Linked DNA regions of Mus musculus: region 1 is linked to region 2. The links are chromatin loops, found by intact Hi-C in ENCODE. Cell type or tissue: heart. All regions are shown on one strand. Links, peaks and the distances in the headings refer to the core of each region. The heading gives the core; the rest is flanking DNA.

Region 1 (7,876 bases), core at 2,800-6,799, 180 kb before region 2:
CCACAATTACTCTGGTTGATCAAAGACCCATTGCTCAATGCTAGCAAGTGGGAGAAATGGGTGTGGTGGTAAAATTCCAGTTTTCTGAGTTAGGATACCCAGCAGAAAGGCACTTCTCCACCCTGGAGCAGAGGACTCTGTGCTTAAAAGTCTACTTTATTTAATGGAAACCAAGGGTAATAACTTGATAGTATTATCTTAACTATACTGAGACTTGGGATGTAAAATCTAGAAATAAAGGTGACCTTGTTACTGGCATTCTTCAAGTGCAGCCGTTAGTAGAAGAACCACTGATAGACTGTCACACACAAGTCAAATCATTCCACTCTCCATCTCTTAAAAGGCATGTTAATGACAAATCATTTCACACTTGTCTAGTGCAGTCAATTTACTCTAGTTTACCAATACATTCTAATCAATCAAGTGGAAGAAATACAAGAGGGCTGAGTATCATCAGTTCTACAACCAAAGCAATTAAGTACAAACTAAAAATCTCTAGCCATACAATCAACTTACTTATGGGGCTGGAGGGAAGGGTCAGTGTTTAAGTGAATTGACTGCTCTTCCAGAGGCTCTGGCTTCCATTCTCAGTACCCACAAGGTGGCTAACAACTATCTGGAAGTCCAGTTCCAGAAGAAATTATGCCCTCTTCTGTCCTCTTTAGGAACTGCAATATATGGTGCACAGACATATGCAGGCAAAATACCCATAAATATAAAATAAAAACAAATCTCAAACAATGACACCTCAAGAAAAAAAAAACTACAAGAAAAAGGTTCTAGAACTTGTGTGTGTAGGAAAGGTTCTCTGAGATGAAATTTTAGTATATGACTCACTGGCCAACTTAATCTATCAAAACATCAGGGATAAAAAAGCTGTGGTGTCTAGTATTGGATTCTACTGTATATTTATGTTTAATATGCATAAAAGAATGTGTAATTATTTTAGCCCAATCTTCCTTCAGTGTCAGAAGCCTAAATCATTTTAATATCTTAGGGGGAGAAAAGCAATCTAACAAGATCTTGGATGAAAAGACCTAGCTACCATGGTTGATAACGCCAGTTGGAAGAAGTTTGTACTGATTTTCTTCTCTTCTTTCTTTCTTTCTTCCTTCCTTCCTCCTTTTTTTTTCTTTTTCTTCGAGACAGGGCTTCTCTGTGTAGCCCTGGCTGTCCTGGAACTCACTTTATAGACCAGGCTGGCTTCAAACTCAGAAATCCACCTGCCTCTGCCCCCCCCCCCCCCCCAGTGCTGGGATTAAAGGCGTGTGCCACCACTGCCCAGCTGTACTGATTTTCTTGAAACTCATTTGTATTACTCCACAATAATGACCACAAGCTATGCTGTTTTATGTATGTGTGTGTGCATGTACATGCATGTGGGCATATGTGGGCTTAGGTCTGAGAACAACTCTCACCTTGCACCATTTACGTCCTGAATCTGAAATCCAGGCTGTCAAGCTTGGCAGCAAACACCCTCAGTGGCTAAGACATTTCCCTTTCCCGGGTTTGTGTGGGTGGAGTGGAGTGGAGGCAGAGGGTCTCACTGAGGCTCATACTGGCCCAGAACTCCATATGCTGCTTAGTGACCTCTGGCTTGAGGCAATTCTCCCAATTGGGCTTTCTAAAAGCTAGCATTCCAGGCACGAGCCACCACACCCACCAGATTCTGCAGTTCTGAAACAATTGCTACATAAGTTAAATAAATTATCTCCCTAGGGCTGGAGAGATGGCTCAGCAGTTAAAAGCACTGACTGCTGCTCTTCCAAAGGTCCTGAGTTCAATTCCCAGCAACCACATGGTGGCTCACAATCATCTGTAATGGGATCCAATGCCCTCTTCTGGTGTGTCTGAAGGCAGCTACAGTGTATTCATGTACATAAAATAAATAAAAATTTAAAAAAAAAGTCTCTCTATAGCTCCCAAGCTAAAGTCTTGTACTTTTTAGAAACCAACACATTTTATTGGATCAATTGGGGGATATGTGGCAGCAATTTGGCTTTGATGTGCTTTCCAACTTCCAATTCTATTACTGGATCTGGCCCAAAGCCAGGTATAGGCAAATATGTGATTTTAGGGGCTTGCAAGATGATTCAGCCAGTAAAGGCATTTGCCACCCAACTTAACAACTTGAGTTGGACCCAAGGATCTATATGGTGGAACGTGAGAATGAGCTTTCTTTCACGAGCCATCTCTCTGACTTCCACAAGCATGCCAAGGTAGGGTTTACCTGTCCCCATACATAAATATTATTCCATCTGTTTAATTCTAATGTGTTACAGCCTAACGGCATTTATATTTAAAGTTCATAGAAAAGCTGGGTGTGGTGGTGCATCCCTTTAATCTTCTCAGTATACAGGAGGTAGAGATGGGCTGATCTCCTGTGAGTTTGGGGCCAGTCTGCTCTATATAATGAGTTCCAGGTCAGCCAAGGATACCAGTGAGACTTTCTCACATGCAAAACAACATCAAAGCCACAGAGGAAAAAAACCAAGTTTATATAGAAAGAATCCAGGATCCTTTTTTTTTTTTTGGTTTTTCGAGACAGAGTTTCTCTGTGTAGCCCTGGCTGTGCTGGAACTCACTCTGTAGACCAGGCTGGCCTCGAACTCAGAGATTCGCCTGCTTCTGCCTCCCAAGTGCTGGGGATTAAAGGCGTGCACCACCACGCCCAGAGAGAATCCAGGATTATTATTATTATTATTTTTTTTTTTTTTTTTTTTTTTTTGGGTTTTTGAGACAGGGTTTCTCTGTATAGCCCTGGCTGTCCTGGAACTCACTCTGTAGACCAGGCTGGCCTCGAACTTAGAAAGAATCCAGGATCTTAATCAAGCATTTCCCATGACTATTCCTGGCTATTCCGGAAACATCCCTGGCACATCTATGTTACAAAAAAAAATTAAGCTAATACTAACATATTAGTCTCCTGTACTGAAGCAATGATATAACACATCAATTAACATATCACTATATGAATGGCGCCCAACCATGATTGAGAATGACATTGAGAAGAATACACACATACTTTATATTTTTTATGAGCTCATGATTCCTTTTGAATCTTCAAAATATCCTGTTGGAGACCCCTGAAACACTGCCAAACTCATAGTCGGACCAGACAGACATAGTAATAGTAATAGGTATCTTACACACAAGTAATAGGTTCTCTCTGGTCCCACATTTGGACAGAAGAACACAAGTTCTTTAGCAGTGACTATTGCTCGATACTTAAATCTAACTGAATGAGGTCAAATATATACTTCTCCTGGGTCAGCTTTCAGGTATAGCAAAGAATAATTATCAGCCACTCCAGGTCACTCTACCTTCATGTTAAATTAAACTGGAGCGCTATCATTCCCAACTTATTAATGCTGACTTGATGGTTCATGACAGGAAGTGAATGCAATTCTTAAAAAACCCTGTTCCAAGGCTTTGAACGCTTAGGAATTTCGATCAAAGAACCAAAAGTCTTAGCAGATCCACTGATCTTTCCCACTCATGCAAAAGGAACTTTACAAAATGCAAACCACTCTTAATTACAGCAACTATCGCGAATTAAAATTAAGCTCACTTCTGTATACAGCATATCAAAAATCAGAACACTTGGGAATGACAAGCAAAAAACCCGTGATTACTTAAAGGTAATTAACTCCCTAATTAACACGTGAAAACTATTTCCATTAATGACAATATCCAGCCAAACATAGAAAACTGCGACGTTCTTTTCTAATTAACAAGAAGTTTTAAAAATAATGACATTATGTTTTCAATCGTTTTGTTCTCCATGTTCCTACACCCTGTAAGACAGCTAACACTTTCTTTCTTGGCACTTGCAACTCAATTCTCGGGATGTGGCCTTGGGGCGGGGTGGCAGCTCCCAAGAGTCCGGCGAGGTGGCAGGGAGCGGATACTAAAACTCTCTACCCAATTCTCTCCGACCTTCAGGAAACAAACAAAAGTGACCCTCTAGTCCCAGGGACACTGAGTGGAGGAACCCGGGGAGGAGATCAAGGACGCGCGAAACCAGGCACAAAAACGGTGCCCAGGAGGGCGCAGGGCCCGGGAGCTACAACCCTTTCCGCAGAGCTGCGGGACAGCAAGTCGGGGACCGCACTCTGAGGGCCAGAGTGGAGCCTCGGGCCCATCCCGGTGCACTGAGACCGGAGTGAGGACACCCACTACGAATGGGGAACAGGGCCGACGGACAGAATAAGAGCGAACCAGGACCCACCCAGCACCACAGAACTTACCTTTCCCGGGAGCTCCACGCCGCAGGATACCGTGGCTGCGGCTCACCCAGGGAGTGAGCTCCCGCGCACAAGCACCGCCCAACCGGAAGTGGTTAATGGCCCCGCCCCCATCCGACTTGTCGGGGGTCTTCACACCAATCCCCGGCACGATCACTGCTGACGTATGGCTTCTTCGTACGGCCATTGGTCTCACAATCGCGTGGCCGGGATTGGCTGGAAATCGCCACGTCCCCGCGAGCGCGCCGAGTTGCGTGGACCGGATTCCCGCCCAGCTCGGGTTGCCCAGCCCGTGGGGACTCTGAGTCCCAGCTCCTTGCTCTTGGGTGTGTGGGCGCGGCTCGCTGACCTTGGCCCACTGACCGCAACGACCTCATTTACGGCAGGCAACCCTGATTCCCTAGGCTTCTAGTGTAATTCCGATGGCTTTCTTCCTGCCTCCAAGCCCCTGGGGCCGGAATAGTCCCGCTGTAACGTCACCACCCACTGCGAATGAGCCCAACTTCTGGCTCTAGAGTCAGATCTACTGAGCAGCTCTCCGCCCCGCCAACACGCACCTTTCAGCTTCGATTCTCACCCACCATGCTCTTTCGCATCTCTGCCTAAACCATCATGATCCCGGCCTCCCCTAACAGCCTTACAGCCTTACATTTTACACCCATGTGGTCTTTGTCCACAAAGCGGCTTCCTCTGCCTGAAGTATGTTTTCTCGATTTTTCAGCTACTGAAAGCCATCAGTCATGAAACAGGTTGTCATCCTGGAATGTCTTAGGGGAAGCTGTAGTCGTGAAGTTGCCAGTGCTCAGTTAAGGTGTTAGTTTTAGGAATCTTTCCTGGTCAGTAAACAGATAATACGCATGTGCTTTCCTGGCAGTTTGCATTTTCAGTACGCAGCCAGATATTGTTTAATAACGGTGCTTGTCCTTATGTCTTCGATTAGACCAAGTGCCAAAATAAGATCTGCCTGACTTACACATCAGGAGCTCCCAGCTTACAGCCCAGGTCCAAGGAAATTCTCAGCAATACTAAGTGAACTGAATAGAAGAAACTGAATGGAAGAAACCCGTTGCGTTGAAGGCCCCTGATTTAAAAGAAACATAGGAAATTAGCAATTTGTTTTTTTGTTTGTTTGTTTGGAGGGGCGGGGGACAGGAGAGTTTGAACCCAGACTCTGTGCAGGATTCTAGTTGTCCATTCTACCACTGAACTATATAACCTTAGTAAACCCATCACCTACTCAATGCCATGAAATTAAAACATGTATTCATTGAGAGCTACTTTATTTTCTTTCTTTTTTTTAAAGATTTATTTATTATTATATGTAAATACACTGTAGCTGTCTTCAGACACTCCAGAAGAGGGAGTCAGATCTTGTTATGGATGATTGTGAGCCACCATGTGGTTGCTGGGATTTGAACTCTGGACCTTCGGAAGAGCAGTCGGGTGCTCTTACCCACTGAGCCATCTCACCAGCCTGAGAGCTACTTTATTTTCAACATGTATGAAATGAATAGCAAAGCCTCTAGAATTTAAGTCCAGTCAAAACAAAGACTAAGTTCATGAAAGACAATAAAGCAAATCAGTTTGCCCTAAGACAAGGAAAGTGTGCAATTACTGTTTGGAACATCCAAACCACCAACTCAAAATACAACTCTCATCTCAAAGAAAGTTTATTATGGAGCCAAATGTGAGTGACCATGACTAGGAACCCAGATTTCATGTACCAATGTAGTAACAGTTTGATGAAGTTTTTATAGTAATAGAACAAAGAAAATTACTTTTCAATTACGTTGATGGAAACATCAGAGAATGGGTTATAGCAAAGTGAAAAAAAACCTTCCGTATAACCCTCAGATAAATTATCTGATGATGCGCTTAGCTCTTGAGTTGTGAAAGCTAGTGGTCTGCTAAGCCATACATTCCAAAGGAAATTAGTGTTTTGTTTCTACAGTCCACATGACTTGCCTAATAAAGCTGTTAGGTCAGTTACAGAGAAGTAAAAGGTTCTTAAATAAATCGATATTAAGAAGGTTAAATATGTTCCAAAATAATTTGGCTATGTACTAGCAATGTTCTGACTTCACCACATCACTGAGGGTCTAATCAGCCAGTAAGACTTGAGGAAGGTTCAGTTTGAAAGTGCAGCTGCTTTCTTTGCACCCTCATCCACTGTTTCCCTGTTGACCAAGCACTGTATTTTGTGCATGGTGCAGGGACACATAGTACTTACTGAATATTATTAATGCTCCATGTTGCTAGGAAACACTTCCTAGCATCTGGTGTAGATGAGGCTGAGTAGTAGGCAGAGGGCAATCTTCAAGAGAGGGAAATAGCCTGTTAAAGCTGTTAAGACGACAACTTCTGGATCATATCATTAAAATCTACTGGCCATTATAGTCCAGATCTATTTTTAAGTCCTCTGTATTTGTCGCAATGTGACATATATTAAGAGTAACACACACACACACACACACACACACACACACACACACACACTAATCAAGAACATTGTCTGGCCCAGTGGCATAAAAGTAGCTAGTGAAGGAAATGGGCATTTAAACAAGCAAAAATTAAAAACAAAAAACCAACCAACTCTAGATTGACTGTATATTTATCCCTGTGTTTACAGTTACTTGTATTCTGTGAACCATATTATTTATAATTGGAGTTTTAAAACAAATCTATTATATTTTTAATTGTTTGTTTTGGTTCTGGCCAGCTTGATTTCATAACCATAATTTCGATTATATATAGTGGCTAACTCTAACTCTAGGAAAGACTGATCATCAACATTTAATTTATCATAGCTCTTATCTGGCTATTGGCCAGATCTGTTGTATTATATTGGTATTAAACCAGATTTAGTCGGGGAACGTAAATAGAAAGCCACATCGTAAAATAAATTAGATAACAATATAATATTCCTATAAATTTTCTCTTAATAAGATTATATGTTTTATGTACAAAATATTAACAACAGTGATAGATGTAGCACAATAGTAAAATGAAGGCCCTGGGTTCAATGTTAAGCCTACTCCCATTCCCCCAAAAGAAGTCAGAATATTAAGATCTTTGTAGGCATAACTAAATCTTACTTTTTATTTTAATGGCAGAAATGGAAATGAGACTCTATAAGTAGTCGCTGTAGTTTTGTCTATTTCCTTTTTATTAGAAAAATATAAATATCATTTAATTTAAAAAGCCCAGCTTATTGTAATGTAGCATACTTTAGACACTCATTTAATGAAGAGACTTCAGCACTTAAGGCATAAACTTAAAGGATGTTGTAGTTATTAGAGGTGTATGTCTTCTGTATAAATGAATGGAAAGAGTTAACCACATCTTCAATTGCCTCTAGCTAAAGTAAATGGAGGTAAAGTTACTTTGTTCAACGTCTAAGCATATTATAGCCTTTTACAGAGTTTAATTGGTTGGACTCAGTTAATTTTCTGCAAGAAGAAATGCTCTTAACCACCAAGCCAGCTCTCCAGCCCACACTTGATTTTTTTTTAAACATGAAAACTAGTTTTGAGTAAGGTGGGGATTCAAATAAACAAATACAAAAAGATTAATAATGATTTTGTAAGTTCACTAAAACCAAAATTAACACTATTTATTATTTAGTTGTA
Region 2 (8,496 bases), core at 2,541-6,540:
ATTGGGAAATGAGCGTTTTCAGAGTCAATGTATCAATAAAATATTTTTCAGAGGAGAATGTTCTGACCTTCTTGGAAAAGCTTGGGGGGGGGGGCAGCTACAACCTCAGCAGCTCCACCAGAGTTTCTACCTCAGACTCCCAGGGACCTTCACACGAAAATGAGGACTCTTCTGGGGAATGAGTCTTGAGACAAGCCCTTGGAAGCCGCTCATCTGACTGCCTGGCAAATGTCTTTTCCTAAAGGAGACAGGGTCCTGAGAGGTGGGAGTCAGAGACTCTTTAGCACTTGGCAAAATGCCTTTGTCCACAGGAGCCCTGCATCAGATCTTAGGAGATAGCTTCCTAGGAGCTAGTTAATAATAAAGATCTTCATAGAAATGGGGGCACACTTGTTAAAGGGCCTGATTGCTTCCGTTGGGCCAGCCAACAACCTGTCTGCCAAGTTCCCATAAGAATTTGCAAAGAGGAAGCTGTCTATTCTCATCAACAGGGAGTCTTTGAGGCTGGTCTTACAAGGACCTCATCCCCATTTCCCACAGAGCTCTCATCTCTGATCCTCAGTAGAGAAAAATCTGTCTTCACTGCCCACCTCTTGCCCCAGCCCCAGCTCAGTTCTCAAAGAAAGATCACCCTGCAGGGACCCATTAGCACATCCAGCCACCAGCTACAGCGTATCTGCCCCTTTCCTGAAGCATTTAGCCTCCAGTTATATATACTCTGCATTTGTCATCTGGCTAAAATGTAATGGTTTACGGTGGCAGGGTCTTGGATCAGGTTTGAAAATGAAAAGCTGGCAGTGTTTGGCGGATGTCCTGCATATCACATAGAGACCTGGAGAGGCATACACATCAAGATCAAAGTGGAAAAAAAAAACAAACAAACAGGAAGCTTCCTAATCTCTCTCTCTCTCTCTCTCTCTCTCTCTCTCTCTCTCTCTCTCTCTCTCTCACACACACACACACACACACACAATCACACATGCACCAAACTTGGATCACCAGCTCATGGAGTTTGGAGATAGGCGCCAAGGAGCCAAAAGGAATACAGAAAGGGAGGTGGGGAGGGGCTGAAGCTCTTGTTCCCTGCAGATGAAGATCTGTCTTGATTGAGGACAGTATCCAGGGCCTCAAGACCTCAGAGGGAGGAGGGAAGCCAGGACCATCTAAGGGAGGGTAAGAGTCCTGATAGAGAAGAGAAATTTGAAGCAGCAGTGCAGGTGAGGCTGAGGGATGGACCTGGAGTGGTCCTGACCGTGCCTCCTCCATCACCTGGCTCAGTGTGGCTCAGACATTCTTGCTGCATCCTCACTCTGGGCTGAGGCCCAGAGAACTGCCAGTTTCCTAATTACAGGCATTTCTCACTGGGTGTCATAGTGGCTGCAGTGGGCCCGGCATTGGCACTGCATTGTGTCATGCAAGGGATGCTTGCTGCTCTGGGAAATTGTCTCCTTCTTACCCCATTGCCCCTCCCAGCTGCCTGTCCTCTGCTTCCGCTTACACCCAGCCCCTCTGTCATCCCTTCCTCACACTCATCCTCTCCAGCTGCTTGGTCTTTCCCATTCTCCTCACTGAATCTAATTGGCTCCATGTACTTCTCTCCCCTGAGCACAGCAGTCAAATCTGGAGCCTCCCCATCCAGTCTGACTCCGTTCATCTCTCACAGATACTTGCTTTTTTCTCGTCTGAGAGCTCTGAATGCAGCTGATGAGAAAGGAGGCCAGAGGAACATTTCTCAGTACTCACCAGATCCGACACTTTGTTAATTTTCCTTCATATAAATCACTCCCAGTTAAAACTTTTTTTTTTTTTTAACTTCAGAGAACTTGAGTTTCTGGCACCCACCTTGAGCTACTCGCAATCACCATCAACTTCAAACCAAGGAGATCTGATGATGTCTTTTGTCCTTCGTGTACACATCTCTCATCCACACACACCCCTACAAATAAAAATAAAAACAAAATTAAAAAAAAATCCCTGGGCTGGAGAAATGGCTCAGCCGTTAAGAGCACCGACTGCTCTTCCAGAGGTCCCGAGTTCAATTCCCAGCAACCACATGGTGGCTCACAATCATCTGTAATGGGATCCGATGCCCTCTTCTGGTATGGCTCAGGACAGCTACAGTGTACTCATAAAATAAATAAAATCTTTTTAAAAATTAAAACAAATCCCTAGCTTTTTCACACACAAAGAAGCCAAGACTTCAGTTAGCTGCGCATTTTATCTTGTGCCTTATTTCTTACCCAAAGCAGGCTTCTCAGAAGGAATAGAGTTAGATCCTAATGCATACATCCTACAGTTTCAATATCGGTACTTGGAGGGTCTGAATGATAAACTTTCATTCATTCATGAATTAATCCACTCCCTTAAAATTATTTGTTGAAGGCTCAAATATATCAGGTGATGAGACTGAAAAAGGCAGAGAAGGAAACAAACTATGAATGTTTGATATGCAGAGGAAAGGCAAGCACTAATAGAAGAGTCATTATAGCACAAACAATTATTACAGTTGTGAGAAGTGGGGAGAATAAGAACTACCTAATCTTATAGAAGGCTCAGCCTTTGGGGAGAGTGAGGAGTGGAGCCAGAGGGAAAGCCTAAGGACATCCCAGGCTTCTCTTCTTTCCTTCCCAGGCTTCACTACAGTGATGGATGAGGGATAGGTCTGCAGTTTATTTCCCTTGGAAGCCACCTTGCAGGGTTCCATGACTCCTGCTATTTAATAAAGAACACTGCATGAGTCCTGAGTAGATGGATGAGCAAATATTCTTGGCTGAAGAACCATATGCCCTTCCTGATATGCATGGCTAGAAGGGGAGGAGGCAGGAGACAGATGGGGGATCCACATCTGAATAAAGGGGAAGATGAGAAGGCTCAGTTTTACTGTGTATTCTGAGGGACACAGAACCCTGACTATGGGTATATGCTGCCCCCTGATGGATGTAGGGAAACAGTTTAGTCTTTGTCCTTTAAGGAAAAATTGGACTTAGGGTATTTAGAACGGTTGTTTGTTTGTTTGTTTGTTTGTTGAGGGGAGAGGAGGATTACAAATGGATATTAAATTCTTCCCCCTTTATCTACCACAGCTATGACTAGGTCCCCCAATACAAGTTTGTATTTGAGGATAGAATTTGATTCTTGGTTGTTGTTGTTTTCCGAAACAGGGTCTCTCTGTGTAGCCCTGGCTGTCCTGGAACTTGCTTTGTAGACCAGGTTGGCCTCGAACTCAGAGATCCGCCTGCCTCTGCCTCCCGAGTGCCGGGATTAAAGGCGTGCGCCACCACTGCCCCACTTAGAATTTGATTCTTGAGGAGGATGTGGAATTCCAAACCAATTTTGTTTAAAAGATTCTACTTCTTTTGCCCACTTTACTTTTTATGTAAGATAGGATCGACTTTATGGTAGCCTTGACAATCTGTTTTGTATTTCAGTGCCTTTTCTTCTGATTTATCTATTTAAAATATAACTGTGGTGGGGGTTCTTTTTCTAAAAGCACATATTAATTATTTGAAGCCTACTAGGACTTCATAAATTTCATGCTTAGCACATTCCTCCCACCACTACTACCTACACGTCATCCATCCATCCATCCATCCATCCATCCGTCCATCCATTATATTGAATGTGGATAACTCTTGGGGATTTTCACTGTGCCTTTCATCTTTTGTGGTGTTTTCTACCTACTGAGCTGTTGTAACTTAAAAGTAAAGACTTTAAAAGTGCCTAGGGTACTTTTTGCAGCTAGGCATTCTGCAAGCACAGCATTTTTCCATGTAAGACAGACAGTGAAGCCCACTGAGTGTTAAACACTGTGGGTAGCCTCCAGTCTGTCTGATAAACAGACATAAATGAAGATCTTCTGTCTCTGGGCAGCAGTGCATCCTAGGTCTGTGCATATAGCTGGGTGTTATGTTTGGCTTCCGTGTGCTCTGATGTGATCTTGCAGAGATTTTGTAAGATTTTAAAAATAAACGTCTGTCTCTCACTCTGGACTCTATTTTATATGACGGCAGGGACCATGTCTTTTTTTTTCGGCAATGAATTTTACTCCTAATATATAAGTAGGAGCTCAATCAGTAAGAATTGAAAATATGATTTCGTACGTAGTATTTGTTCTCTGGGGATTTTAGTAGATACAATTTGTCTCTGCGGCCAAGTGACAGTTTGTCTCATGTTTTCTGAGGACATGTGACTAGTTCAAATTATGTATGTTACATGCTTGTGTCTATGACGTTTTGCATATGTGTTTTTTTCCCCCCGCGTGATATGTGGCAACTCTTCAGAAAAAAACTTATTGAACACCCACTCTATGTCAGATGAGGGCAGGCTTAGGGGGAAAATGACTTCTGCCTGCTTTGGTGAATTTGGGGTCGAGTTCCTAAATGAAAGATTTTAAGAGAATTTTAAGCTGTTGATGTCAAGTTTCCCCCAGTGGCGGGGGCGGTGCTGGGACTGCACAGAGACCGTCGTTCAAGAAGCTCCGCCCCCAGGACGTCATTTTTCTTTTTCTTTCCGGAACTATTCCTTCCAGTCTGCGTTTCCTCCCGGACTCTTTTGAGCAAAGAGGACTTCCTGAATTTCCCGGCAACTCGGCACCGCCTTCCTGCCAGAGCTCATCCCAGCCCTCGCTCGCGCCGGCGTGAGGTGCTCGCAGCCTCACGCGCTTGTCTCTCGGTCTCATGGCCGGTCTGACTTTATTCGTGGGCCGTCTCCCGCCCTCGGCTCGCAGCGATCAGCTGGAAGAGCTGTTCAGTCAGGTGGGTCCGGTGAAGCAGTGCTTCGTGGTGACAGAGAAAGGTAAGGAGTGGGATGGTGCAGAGGGCATGTGCAAAGGTATGGGAACAACCCAATTTCAGGGAGCTCTATAGTTATGATCTGTTTGTTTTGAGACAGGGCTCTCACTCTTTAGCCCTAACTGGCCTCGGATTCGCTACCGGTAGCCCGTGTGCTTCTGCCTCCTGAATCCTCCGATTAATGACGTGAGCCATCCCAGCAAGTTCTTTGCTCTCTCCAGAAGTACGGGACCGGGAGCTAAGATTCTTTTCTAAACGGACTCAGCTGGAGATCGGCCAATAAGGTTGATTTATGAAAGGCAAAGCACTCACTTAACGTTTCCATTGCGTTTTCCCCTTTATTACGCGTGTTCAGGAGTTCAAACGCAGGCCCATTAGCTTGGAGTAATGGTAGTAATCCCAGCATCTGGGAAGGCTGTGGCAGGAGGATTGCTGGTAATTCGAGGACAGCCAGGTCTATATAATAGCGAGTTCAGGACAACTTGGATTACATAGCGAGACCCCGTCTTCAACAAACATCCCAAAGTAACGTTTAATAAAGCACCAGTGCGGCTTATTGAGATGGCTGCTAGGCCGGAAGAGTGCTTAGTTTGACATGGGTTAACTTACTTAATGTTCTCAACAATCTTATAGGACAAAGAGCCTTAACCCCATTTTTTTTAAATAAAGGAATATAATCTTTAAAGACATTAAATGGTCTGGAGTTGATCTGGCTAGTGAGAGGACTCAGTTTGATTAGCACGTTAGCACATCCTATGCATTCATCTGTTTATTTATTTATTACTTGTTGGATGCCAACTGTATTTTAGAACATTGCTGGCTGCCCTTAGGATACAACAGGTGTGTGACACTAAATCACTGACGCAGATTCTGTTCTCATACACTTATGGTTTGAAAGACAGCCAACAAATAGCCAAACTATATGTTGATAATGGTGATAAATTTATGCTAAGGAGAAAAGTCAAAAGAGGGAATGTGTGTGTGTAGATAGGGTGGCTAGGGAAGACCTGTTTGAGGAGAGTGAACTAAGAACTGGGGGGATAAAACAGTCTGAATTCAGGAAACAGCAACCTTGAGGATATTAAAGCAAGTATGTCCTTGTGTGAGAAGAGAGCTTGGTGGCCAGGGTGACGAGGAAGTGAATGAAGGTGTGACAGGAGATTCGATCACACTGAGTCCTCAGATTGTGGTGTTTACTAGAAAATCCTATTTCTAGTTGTGTGGCTCAGCTTCAGCACACACCTTTAATCCCAAACAATTGTAGAAGGAAGCACCCATGTTTGAAAGTAATATCTAATTGAGAGACAGATAAAATGAAAGACTTGGCAGAAGAATAAATTATGTCCAACTTTCACGAGTACATCGAGAAGAGATCTCAGGACCCACTTCAACCTGATAGACAGAAAGAACCAACTCCTACCAGATTTTTCCCATACTTTTGCACACACATAAGTAAATAAATGTTACAACACTAATGTTGTGCCAGGAGTGGTGGTATCTGACTGTAATCCCAGCACTTAGTAAGTGGAGGCAGGAGGATCAGGAAGTTGAGGCCTACTTGGGTTATATAAGACGTTGTCCTCAAAAGACAAAACAAGAAAGAAACATTCATTTAAAAGGACATTAATGCCGGGCGTGGTGGTGCATGCCTTTAATCCCAGCACTCGGGAGGCAGAGGCAGGTGGATTTCTGTGTTCTTGGTCTAAATCCTTACAGTCTCTCATACCCCTTTTAAGAAAATGTATGAGCTTCCTATCCAGGCAAGTGAGATGTACTAGAAACAACTGTTGCACTCCTGTGTAGAGGAGAGGTGGGTGTTTTATAATGGGGTTAGCATGGCACTTAGAATTGTGAGGGTCTGAATGTGTGTGGCAGTTCTTCGTGGAGACACAGTTACTGTTTTGCCTTTATTTGGGCACTAACCTCACAGATGAGCAGCTATATTTTTATTGTACTTATGGAGAAGTGGGGAGGGTCTTTTTTTGTTTGTTCGTTTTTTTCTTATTTCTTGAAAGATGAGTGATAGGCTTTTGTGAGAGGAAGTTCTAAGAGAAAAGAAACCAATCTTCACGTGTTATGTGTAGTTTTAAAAAAACACATTACTGCCTTGCCCAGGAGCTGCCACCCCTTGGCCCTTCCTGGCTCGCTTTTGTCTCTCCTGGCTTAGCTCTAGGATCTGCACTGCCAGCACTTACCTGGCTTCTCTTTCTTACCCACCTTTGCTCCTGGAGGAGTTGAGTTATCAGCCCACTCCCGAGACCCTTGAATCCGTGGATAAAAGACACACACACTGTTCCGTTACCTTTATAACTTGCATCTAGGCACAATTGTTGGGCGCAGATACCTCCTGCCTGGAAATATGTGCCCTTTTCATTTATCATCTCTGTCTCTCCTTCACCCTAAACTTAGTGGCTTGCATCAGCTAGCCCCCACCAACATCCTTGGCCCCTGCCCATTGCATAGGCTGCAGGCCCTAGCTGCCTCTAGACCTTACATCATGACTGCTGTTTTCTTCTTGTTCCAAAGCATGACAGAAAAGCCCTTCTCTCTTTCCCTGTGTCTCCTTTTCCTCTTGGGACCCAGATGTCCCACCTGTACCTTTATCCAGTAATTGCCCTTACCCCTCCCTCCTCCCCTCCCCCACAACCCCGGCCTTCTTTATTGACAAGTCAAGAACCAATTGGGTTTTGACAAGTCAAGAACCAATTGGGGAGCAGGACCTTAGTGACAGTACCTCCCCTAACATTCATATCATCATTTGTTTTCTGGTGTCATGTGTCAGCCATGCAACCAGTTTATACAAATGACTACCCTGTGCTATAACACATGTCCTCTGGAGGAGATTTAAATGGATTTGAAAGGGAAGTGGAGTATAAGGTTTCTTCTTCAGGCCATGGGTAGACATCTCCATTGGTGTGTGTGTGTGTGTGTGTGTATGTGTGTGTATACATGCACGCGCGCGCAAGAAATTACAGTTTTACTATTAATCCCCCTCTTTTAAAAATTAATTTCTTGGGCTGAAGAGATGGCTCAGCAGTTAAGAACACTGACTGAGGGCTGGAGAGATGGCTCAGCGGTTAAGAGCCCTGACTGCTCTTCAAGAGGTCCTGAGTTCAATTCCCAGCAACCACATGGTGTCTCACAACCATCTGTAATGAGATCAGATGCCCTCTTCTGGTGTGTCTGATGACAGCTACAGTGTATTCACATACATAAAATAAATAAATAATTCTTAAAAAAAAAAAAAAAAAAAAAAAAGAACACTGACTGCTCTTTCAGAGGTCCCAAATTCAATTCCCAGAAACCACATGGTGGATCACAACCATCTATAATAGGATTCAATGCTCTCTTCTGGTGTGTCTGAAAACAGCTACAGTATACTCATATACATAAAATAAATAAATTTTAAAAATTTTAATTTCTTAATTTGATGTCCATGGGTGTTTTGCCTGTGCACCGTGTGTGGTGCTCTGGTGCCCTGCTGACCTTGGAGGCCAGAAGAGGTCATTGGGTCCCCTGGGAACTGTAGTTACAGATGGTTGTAGGCCACCATTTAGGTATTGGGAATGGAGCCCCGGTCCTGTAGAAGAGGAGTTAGTACTTTTAACCACTGAGCCACCTCTCCAGCCCCTTAGCTTAGTTCTTAGCACTGTTTTGACATTCATTTATTTTTCTCTATCTCAAATTATTCCTTGGAACAAAGGGA

Evidence for each region. Peaks named below come from ENCODE experiments on the same cell type or tissue, not always from the same donor. Only the 100,000 strongest peaks of a DNase experiment are listed, where the experiment ranks them.
Region 1: a loop joins it to region 2, with 5 times the contacts of the local background. A loop is called at or near these places in 2 of 42 quality-filtered maps.

Annotation. Positions count from the first base shown.
Region 1 is chr6:29,344,583-29,352,458 of GRCm38, reverse strand. Calu (calumenin) reads right to left here and starts at 4,353. Exons shown (of 7, transcript NM_007594.4): 1 at 4,251-4,353. In heart, for the core only: no CTCF peak of the experiment used is centred there; a DNase peak (open chromatin) is centred at 4,408; H3K4me3 peaks cover 2,504 bases; H3K27ac peaks cover 2,139 bases.
Region 2 is chr6:29,160,789-29,169,284 of GRCm38, reverse strand. Rbm28 (RNA binding motif protein 28) reads left to right here and starts at 4,561. Exons shown (of 19, transcript NM_133925.2): 1 at 4,561-4,794. The coding sequence starts at 4,677. Prrt4 (proline-rich transmembrane protein 4) reads left to right here. Exons shown (of 5, transcript NM_001101443.1): 5 at 1-55. In heart, for the core only: CTCF peaks have their summits at 2,931 (motif pointing left) and 4,440; a DNase peak (open chromatin) is centred at 4,564; H3K4me3 peaks cover 1,489 bases; H3K27ac peaks cover 1,115 bases; H3K27me3 peaks cover 211 bases.